2 separate regions of the Homo sapiens genome follow, and region 1 is linked to region 2. A link is a contact called in ENCODE Hi-C data. All regions are on one chromosome and are shown on one strand. Each heading gives the region's core, a stretch centred on a gene start or an enhancer-like site at or near the end of the contact. The rest is flanking DNA. Distances are from core to core; before and after follow the strand shown. Region 1 has its middle 13 kb from the start of CAST. Region 2 overlaps LOC101929710 (a long non-coding RNA gene).

The links. A loop is a pair of places that touch in the nucleus more often than their neighbours do. Pooled maps may share reads with other maps.
Region 1: a map with no recorded cell type shows a loop between it and region 2 (3-fold over the local background). The contact joins two enhancer-like sites. A Hi-C loop is called at or near these places in 3 of 37 single-sample maps with no recorded cell type and 2 of 50 pooled maps.

What each region holds. Positions count from the first base shown.
Region 1 is chr5:96,647,146-96,652,500 of GRCh38, reverse strand. It overlaps a transcript of CAST not described here. Among named protein-coding and RNA genes, the nearest start is that of CAST, 13 kb to the left of the region's middle. RefSeq lists an enhancer at 4,339-4,408. Within about 2 kb of position 3,785, at least 3 of the 41 ENCODE cell types and tissues checked have a DNase peak (open chromatin) inside an H3K27ac peak, as active enhancers do.
Region 2 is chr5:96,436,524-96,441,741 of GRCh38, reverse strand. All of the region lies in intron 4 of LOC101929710 (a long non-coding RNA gene), which reads right to left. It also overlaps a transcript of CAST not described here and the pseudogene LOC102724070. Among named protein-coding and RNA genes, the nearest start is that of PCSK1, 5.9 kb to the right of the region's middle. Within about 2 kb of position 1,786, at least 3 of the 41 ENCODE cell types and tissues checked have a DNase peak (open chromatin) inside an H3K27ac peak, as active enhancers do.

The DNA.
Region 1 (5,355 bases), core at 2,536-5,035, 210 kb before region 2:
ATAATTAGGTGCTGTGGGTTACTCAGCTAGTTTTTCTGTTTATGTTCCTCCTCCAGAGTTTTAATTGAGCACTATTTAGTACTTAGGCTAAAATGGTATTACACCAATTATCTTTGTTTAAAAAAATCCCCATGACCCATCAATTCTACATTTTTCCCTAACGTGTGTTATTTTTATACCATGAGTATTCTAATTATAGACTCCATGTAGGAAATCATTTGTAATTATCAAACAAAGCAAAGCCAATTATTACAACCTAGGTTGGAAGATACCTAAGGGTTGGTCTGGACCTCGTTTGCTATGAACCATCTCCTTAGAACCATCCCTGGGAGGTCCTCTGACGCTGCCCTAGTGGCCACTGCAGGAAGATCTGCTCTGGTGAAAAGCAGGGGTTTTGGATTCAATTGCATATGGATTTGAATCCCAGTTGTGGTCCTTAGCAGTAAGTGCTTAGGAAGTTTACCGAAGCTCTCTGAGACTCAGTATCTTTGTAACATGAGCCTACTAATATATACCTTGCAGGGCTGTTACTTTTAAAAACATGTCACAGGGAGATTCTGATTTAACACACAGATTAAATATGTGTGTCTTTATTCCTTCTCTCCCCTGAAACTTCACTGAGAGTAAATGAAATTAAAACAAATAGGAAAGCTCTAAACCTACAGGATAAATGGCACAGAACAGGAGACAATTACAAACATGATATATCAACACATTTTTGTAAAAGGTGTAATAGAAACCAAATTTTACAGAATGGAGAAAGCTACAGCCTGAGAGTCTGCTGGGGAGATACGGACAGAAGTGAGCAAGGTCTAATGCCAGTTTGAAAGCTCAGGGTTTGGAGGTGGGGCATGGGCTGAAAAGAGAGAGATGGGTGAAAATCTTTACAGATTGCAGTTAGAACCTCAGTCTCTTTCTTCCATTTCACACATCAAGGCAACTATCCCTTCCCAACCTCAGGTGAGATGCGAAGCTTACAAAGGAAAGGACAGTAGAGACAGGATAAGAAAATTAGATATCAACTCAAGACATACAACATCTATCCAGTAGGATTTCTGAAAAGACAGCAGAGAAAGCAGAGAAGATACAACCAAGTAATGATGTCTTAAAAAACCAGCATTGACTGATATTAGTACACACACATACACATACTTCCCTAGGCACATCACTGGTGCTCTGTCCCACGTTAGAATGTCTCAGAGGCTGAAGGTTCATCCTCTGCAGTGTGGTGGAGAAACCGAAGTTCTTGTCCCACTACAAGTTGCTGTTCTGCTTTCTAACTAGACAGTGCTTTGTTGCTGAGGAGCCCAGGGCACAGTAGATTTTTGTCTGATTGAGATAATTGAGACGGGGAGGCTGGCATCGGCAGCATCATTTCCCTAAAACCGCATTTATTTCTAGTACTGTTTGGGTCTGTTGTTTTATTAGTTCAATTTTTTTTCTCCAGAATGTTCTTGGAAAGAAAATATCTACCCACACTATTATCCAACTTCAATTCTGAGAGAGCACAGCAGAAAGAAGAATCATAATACATCAGCCAATGAATGCTTCAGTGTCAAGATTGGAAAGCAAATTTCCAAACACAATTCTAAATATCTATTTTGCACTAGTCTGTTGAAAAAATTCTTTGCTAAACCTTCTCTATCTCTATACATCTGGAAAGCAGTAAAGACTGTTTTGAGTAATCTTTTCTTCCTTTCTCCCACCTATGCTCCCACGAATGCCCACACGCTACACACACACACACACACACACACACACACACACACACAATTAAGTGGGTAAGAGGTAGGGAGACAAATTACATATATGGAAAGTACATCTTAGGCTGCCGGGTAGAGAAAGTGAAGGGGAGAGCTGCAAATTACATAAAATAATTCTGAAAGGAAGATTTTTAGGAGGAAGCACATTAGAGGACAATTGTCTGATTGTTAATATTGGATTTCAAATTCCAAGTTACAATGTATAATTTCTAGATTCAGAAATGAATATATTTACTTCAACAAGTAGGATAGTCATCAGGATAAGACAGGCTATACTTCAATAACCAACAAACCTGAAACCTAAGTGGTTGGTCACATGAAAGCACATTCCTTTTTCATGCAAGGTCTGTTGCAGGCCCAGCAGCTCCCCAAAGCAGCTTGCTTCCAAGTGACCCACGCTTTCATTGTTGACATCATCATTTCAACCTGAGGCCTCTAACAGGGAAAAGGAAAATGCGTGAAGAGTCCTAATTATTCTTCTATGCTTCAAACTGGAAGTGACCCTCATCCCTCGTACTTCTAGTCCATTGGCTAGAACTAGTTCCAAGGCCCCAGTTTAATTACAAGGGAGTCCAGGAAATTAAAGGAAACACATGGGTATTTGATGAGCATTGTATGTGTCTACCACAGGCTGAAAGCTTGGCTGCAAAGGGCTGGTTCTGCCACTTCCTCACTGTGTAATTTATTCAATCTCTCTGACTCAGATTCTTCAACTGTAAAATAGAGATAGAATAATATCTAACTTATGAGGTTGCTATAAGGATTATGTGAGAATATCCAAGTAAAACTTTTAGAATAGTGTCTGTCAGAGAGAAAATTTTATGACTGTTAGCTATTGTGTTACCGTCATTACAGTATTACCTAACTCATTATATACACCAAGGATTGACTAATCTTTACTGCCTCTGTGACTTGAAGTTTAAATGCAACTCTAACAGGAACATGTTACATTTGAATGGTATTTTACAGTTTGAATGCCGACAATAAACCTGTGATGATGCAGGATGAACATAATTTTCATTTTATTATTTAGGAAACAGTTCAGAGACTGCTCAATTGGGTCAAAGTTACATCACTAGTTCTGGTGGAAAACTAGAATCCAGTTCTATGACTCTTTCAACAGACTTATCCACTAGCCCCAGAATGATTGATCAATGGGGAAACCAAGGTGGCAAAGGTGGCTTGATCCAAGGTGGCAGAGGGCCAGAGAGCAGATCAATGAAAGAGAGTTAGAAATCAGGCCCGTTGACTTCAAATATTTACGAGAAGATGACAAACAATGGATCCTGGGAGAGGTTACATTCCCAGGGCTGTCTCATTATTCGACTTATGTGAATAGCAAAATTCTTTCATGAGAGAAGAACTTTAACCCTGCTTATTAAAAGAAAACATCTGCAATGTCAGACAGATGCCAGGAACACATGTTTGTGTTGAGACTGTATAATGACAGAAACACAGTAATTTATTGTCCTTGTCAGAAACCAAGGGCTGCAATGGGAGTCTGAGGCTCACTGACATGAAAAAACTTTTTAAAAACAAATCTAACAGCAAAAGACTGAATCTTTTATTAATTTTAAATTCTTTTGGCAATTGTATAAGATTGAACAGCATGAAACTGCCATCTCTGTAGGTTAAAAACTTTGAATATAGGCAATTTTATATGGTTTGAGCTAACATTTTTAAAAAGACATGTCTTGCCCTATGAGTACCTCTATTCCTATTAATATAGCCATACATCGACAGAGCTACAGACTGTTTATGCAACAAAAACATGAATCCTGTATCCACCATGTGCCAGACAGTATTCCAGGCCCTGGGGGTAGATCTGTGAGCAAGATGAAGTCCTTGACCTATTAGCTGGAGTCAGGTGAATGGACCATCTTTACTGAGTAGGCGTCTCAGAGCTAGGGCTTCAGAATCAATTCAGCCTGGAATGAATTCCTGGCTCTGCCACTACCTAGCTGTGTGACTGTGAACGAGTGTCTTATTACACCACACACACACACACACACACACACACGCATATATATAAATAAAACTTCTCCCAGTTTCACAATGCAGAGGTACTAAGTACTCATAAATGTAGCAATTGTAACTATTACGTTTGTTATTACTTGCTGACTGAAAAAACTTTTCCTTCAAAGATGTTGCCACTTAAAGAAAAATAATACACAGATATATTAATTCAAGTGCTGAAACTTAAATATACAGATATATTAATTCAAGTGCTGAAACTTAAATATACAGATATATTAATTCAAGTGCTGAAACTTAAATATACAGATATATTAATTCAAGTGCTGAAACTTAAATATATAAACTTAAATATACCTAAATATTAAATATACAGAGAGAAATAAATAGTTTATGAGGAGAGGAGTGTAAACTTGGCAATATAAAGCATTCACAGTCTTGCTGAGTGACTCTATCCTGAAAGACTTAATCTAGAAAGACCAATAAGGAAGTGAATCTGCAGACAAGTTCTGAAAGTGGGTTTTGAAAGAGGGGAAGGCACACAGTTTAGCAAAAAGAGGGTGGTAAGTCATTCTAGGCAGAAGAAACAACTTGAGTAAAAACATCCAAAGCCTAGTGGAAAATATAACCTAAAGGATAGATGAGTTCACACAGAGAGAAGTGATATTGTAGTGTTTCTTCCTACAAATACTGGGGAAACACAACCTAAGTTGAAAAAGCAGTTACTCTTTCCAGACTAAATTACCAAAAGCAGAATTCAAATTCACAAGGGGCATTTCCTAGTATAGGAAAGAATTGGAGAAAGTCACAGCTCATTTTGAACTGGAGTCTTTTTCACTTTTGTCCAATTATTTCCCATCCAGAGTCCTTAGGCTGATATAACAAACAGCTTCAAACTAGGTGGCTTAGAACAACATAAATTTATTATCTCACAGCTCTGGAGGTTACGAATCCAAAATCAAGGTGCACGCAGGGCCATGCTCTTTCTGAAGGAGCTCGGGAAGGATCTGTCCTAGCTCCCTGCAGGCTTGTAGCAGTGTAATTCCACTCTCACACGGTGTTCTCCCGGTGTGTGCCTCAGTTTAGTTTATTTATTTATTTATTATGTATTTTTAACAAGGAAATCTGTCATATTGGATTACGTCCCACCTTAATGACCTCATTTTAACTTGATTACCTCTATAAAAACCCTATCTCCAAATAAGGTCGTATGGGGTTAGGACTTCAACATATTCATTTTGGGGGGACACATTTCAACTCATAACACTTAGAAAAAGGAAACTGATCTAATCATAAAAAGTGATACTGGCTAGAACAGCACAAGGTGGTATAATCGAAGGTTCATATAGGTAAAAATCCTATTAAATCTAAAACGGTTTTACAAAGCAAGGAAACTTCCTTGCAACAAGGCTATTTTTACCACAGAACTGTACTAGGTGTTAATTTGAATAACAAGTCATCCTCAGTGTATGATCTTGTACAACCAATGCCTTTGAAGTCTGGATTGGATGTAATTAACAAAAACGATATACCGAAACCTAAGGACTCCGGTTGAGACTGCAGGTGTGGAAAATGGAGCTGTGGGAGAGTTGGGGTTTTTGTTTCCTCCGATCCGTGT
Region 2 (5,218 bases), core at 537-3,036:
ATGATCTGACCTCTACTGATGTTGAATGTCAAACGTACTAATGCCTGCTTTCTACATACTTTATACTTTTCCATCATACTTAATAATATTGAGTTTACATAGTCCCTTTTTTTCTAAGGTGCCACTTTCAATAAATGTGTTTAGAGAGGGCAACTTTCTAGTCTTCCCAGAGCCCTTAAACCCATCGCTACTGATTCTCCACCAAGAAATCAGAAGCAAATTGCTCCAAGAGGAAGGATCAGGTTCTCAAGGCAGATGTGTGAAGTTCACCCTGTGAGCCGTGGATAAACTACTTCACTTGCCTGCATTTTAGTGAATTGGAGTTAATAAAACTTGCTCTGGCTCTCTCAACGGGCTTATGGGAAAAGTCAATTGGGAATGTATAGAATTATGAGAGAAAGAAAAAAAAGAGGAAGGGGAACACACTAAAAATTAGTGAGTAGGAAAAAAGGGAGAAAGAGAGGTGAGAATTGAGTGCCAGAGCTAGTCAGTTTTACACTTTGAAATCATCTCTCTGTCCAAGATGCCTCCCTACTCCAGAATTTGACAAACTTGTGTAAGAAACTATTATGTAACTAGGGTGCTATTTTCTCAATAAAAATAACTATCATTTACTTGTACCAGACAATGTTGTAAGTATGTTATGTATAATAACTTCAACAGGTAAATTACTATTATACCCTCATTCCGTAAATGAGGAAACCAAAGCAAAGACATGTTCAAAATGTGTCTGGATGTTCCCAGCTAATAAGTGGCAGAGCTGAGAATCAAATCCAGGTGGTCTGTTTTGAGTCTGCTCTTATATCTGTGCTTAATGCTCTTTGAAATAGTGTTCATCTAGAGTTTGGGCACAGTTTATCAAATAGTGTCAGTTCTTCCATCGACTCTTAACTAGCTTTGCAAATAAAATTAAAGCCATTGCCTCTGCCTTTTCCAGCTGTAGAGCACTAGGAAAGTAGATGCTGGATCATCAACCATTGCACCCATGAAATACTTTCCCATACCTATTTCTTTCCTAGCTTTCTTAACGCCAAACCCTGACATTTCCCCCATGTGTATGTATGGCCCTACCCTAAATGATTGAGTAATTCTGACTGGAGAGTCAGAAGAACTTGAGTAGCCTTAAACGGACCCCCTCACCCTGCTGCCATTTATCCTACCCACCTCCCCCACCCACAAGTCCATCACTTTCCCAAGTCCATGGGCTTAGAAAAAACTTTTGCTACCTGCTCCTCTCCTTGGCATGTAACAACTCAGACCTGGCCAATACATGTTTGCTTGAGTTGGGGCACCCACTGGGCTTGCTGGTCTTAGCCTCTCTCTCTTGCTGTGAGTAAACAGCTACAGCTGCAGCGTGGGTAGGTCTGAACAGTAGAGGTACAAGTCTACAGCAGGGTCCAAGGAAAGAGCTAGAGACACGGATGCTCACAGGAGACATGCAGATACCATAACTGAGTGGAATAAGGCAGGCATAAGAGAGAAGCTCCAAACCCTCAATTCTCTCTGCTATTTTCCCCTTATAGAGTTAAGGATTTCTGAACTCCATTATAAGAAAAAAAAAAAAAAAGGTGGGATAAACATAATTGCAGAAATTCATACTTTGTCTCAGTGTCTGAGAACTGTAGGGGTCACTGTTTCCAGACTAACATTTTCTAGTTTATAAAGAGAAGCCAGAAAACCAGATTTTTGTTAGCTATTTCCTGAGTTTCAGTATCAGAAGCTTACTTAGAACTTTTAAAGTAATGTGCCGTGGGCCACTTCTGCTTTAGTACCTTTGTTTTCTCTTTCAGTTTTACTGATTGTACAATTTTTTTGCCTGTCATAACTGGGATCAGGATTGGTCCCTCTTCTAACCATAATTAGGGACAATTGTTGAAGGTCTTCTTTCCTCTACTTGTTTACAACAGCTTCAAGGATTATATTATTTTAAACAACAAGCAGATTAATCCCTGTGTTCACTGGAGGGAGGTGAGAAACAAAGGGGAAGTTAGGATCAGTCCATTATTATTTATCCCTCAGTGGCACCTGCTAGAAAGCAACCCCGAGGTGACCAATTTCTTACAGTTGGTTCGGGGGTGTGAAGCCTCCACCTTTAACTGTGCCTGATGTCTCTGGGGAAAACACCCTCAGTCTCTTTGCTGGGTGACAAAGGGATAGTTTTCTGCAATAAAGAGTGATGAGGGAAGCTGGGGAAGATTGCTTTTGAAACAGACTTTAAAGCAATCTTTTTTTATTTTCCAACCTATTTGCATCCTAATGTCAAGTTATTTGGTGCCTGCCAATTCCTCAGTCATGGGGAATTCTGAGGCATAGAAAGGGTTAGTTCTTGGCTTTCCCTGCTGCTGGATTAACATTTCATTTTCTTGGGTCTGCTAAATTAGTTGCTTTTTTGCTTTCATAATTTTTTGTGATTGCTTCTACTCCTGTTCTCCCCATTTCATAAGTTTATGTCCTTAAAAAAATCCCTTCTTTGTAGTTTTTGAGGGGTTTTAGTGGGGCATGAAAGGAGACACATATATTTAATCAACCAACTTTACCTGAAAGTATAGTAGCCAAACAAATAGATACACTCTAAGTGTCTTCCGTTACTTGATAAGTTGAAGTATACTTAACACATTTAATGGAAAGCTATGCAACCATTATAAATTATGCCAGTGAACAGTTATTGACATGGAAATATATCAGTATATTAAGTGGAAAGTGATAGGTTAATAGCATTAATAATAGTAGCAAACTAAGCGATTTCTCTGTCCTCACCCTTCTGCTAAGTATCTTAAATGGATTATTTCACTTAATCTCACAGAAAAATCTCCTGACATGTGGAATGAGAAGTTATGAATATCACAAACATAAATGTCTATGAAAGTAAAATTATTTTCATTTTCTCCAAAAATATAAATTTGGAGAGTATTACTACATTATGGCTCTCTGCATCATGAGTTTGTCAATAATTTTTACACCGAAATATTATTTTTCAAATAGTAACTTTACAGTGGAGAAATCTGGTTGATATGATACCATCTTAACCAAGTGATCAGAGATAACATCACTAGTAATTAGACATATGGACACCATGTACCTCCTGATACAAGTCAATGAAAATGACATAACATCACTTATTCCTACAAATGTTTAATCCCAGCCTAATCATTAGAAAACACCAGACAAACCAAAATTAAGGACCATAATATAAAATAACTGAATAGTACTCCTCAAAAGTTTTAAGGTTGTGAGAGACAAAGATAAAATATCCCAGTTTGGAGGAGACATAATAACCAAATGCAATAGGGAGTCTTAATTGAATACTGGACCATAAAAGAAGATATACTAATAGAACAGTTGGAAAAATATAAAGGTCTATAAATGAGTTAAGAATATTGTATCAATGTTAATGTTTTGGTTTAGCTAATAGTAATATGGTTACACCAGATGTAAACCCCAGGGAAAGCTGCATGAACGGTATACACAAGTTTTGTGTACTGTTTTTTCTTAATTTTCTGTAACTATAAAGTTATTTCAAAATAAAAAGTTGGAAAAATAAATTATCTTTTTTTAGTTGGCCAACTATACTATATTCTATTCTGGGTGCCACATTTAAAAAATTCTATTGAAAGACCCTATCCGGACAAGAGCAAGCAGAATGCCAAAGTGTTAAAAAGGTTGGGGATGTTTAACCTAGAGCAGAAAAAAGTTAGGCAAGATATAACAATCTGCCTTCGAAGTATGAATTGCTATCATGTATAAAAGAGATTGAGACTTGTCAGTGTGGTACTAGAGGGCAAAATTAGCATGCTTGACTGGAGGTAGTAATGAGGAAAGGTTTTATAATATCATTATAAGGAAGGACTTTGTAACCATTTCAGCCAATCCAAACCAAAGAATGGGTTGCTTTGGGAGACCAGGAATTGCCTAACAACTTGTTAAAAAATATCACAGAGGAGTGTCATGTATACCAGGCATGTTAAGTAGATCAGTGCGTCTCAAACTTTAATTGCGTATGAATCACTACGGACTCATTAACAATGCAGATTCTGATTCAGTAGTTCTGGGGTGGGGGCTGAGGGTCTGCATTTCTAACAAGCTTCCAAGTGATGCCTATAATGCTGGTATGTGGACAAGACTTTGAGAAGCAAGGAGCTGTATAATATTCAAGGTCACTTTTCAATACTAAAGTCTATAATTCTCATAGAAAGACATACTTCAGGAGCAGAGACAGCAGTTATGCACTGAGAGTTTAATACGAAAATGGCAATGTTTGAGAGCACAGAGGAAGCAAGAGCATTGCCTGCAAGCAGAAGCAGGGATGCTCTGCAACTCACTCAGTAAATGCATATTTTAAAAGAACCTGTTAAAGAAAGAACCTAAATACTTGTATATGGCCACATTTAATTATCCATTTTCATTAGAAAAGATCAATTATTTCTAGCAAGTGGAATTTATGGCACTCACTGCTTCCATTTTAATAATTCAATTCAATTCTACATTAAATTCAAGATTTTGTGTTTATCTAGTTCATTCAGCAAAAATCCTTCATAATTATTCATCCACCTCAAAGCCTTTGCAGTGTATAGACTTTGCTTTTTTACTCTTTTACTTCCATTTCTATAGGTCAGAGCATCCCAACCAGTAGAATTAAAGATGTCCCTCAAGATATTTGGTCTTCTAATCACTTGGGAAGGCCAGGTGAGTAGCTTGTTGCTGAGCTCTTGGAACTCAACCAAGTCGTGTCCACCACCTTGATGCTGTATTTACTTCAGCAACCTGCTGCAAGCATGTCTATTTCCATCATGTGAAAAGTGTCTGTGGATCTGCTGGAGGAGTTCATACTCTAAGTACTTAATTAGCATAGCACACCCACCAAAATTTGGTCACGGGAGGAGATATCATGAGAAAGTAATTCAGGGACTTCTGGCAGGTGTATCTTTAAGTGGTAACCCCAATATCAGTCTTTGTGTATACTAGATACTTTTCTCAATTTGTGGTAAAGTTGGTAGATGGTAACTTCTCTAAAAGGTGTGTGTATTTTCCAATTTACAATTTCAATATTATTTTGTCATACTTGACCTGTAAAATTTAGATGGATTCTGAATCTATAGGCATTTTCATATAGAACTCCAATGATAAATATGTCAAGAAAATAAAGACGGCTATATTATTTAAAATAGAATTTTGCAAAAAAGTTTCATTGACAGCAGCTATTAAGAATATAAAAAGATCA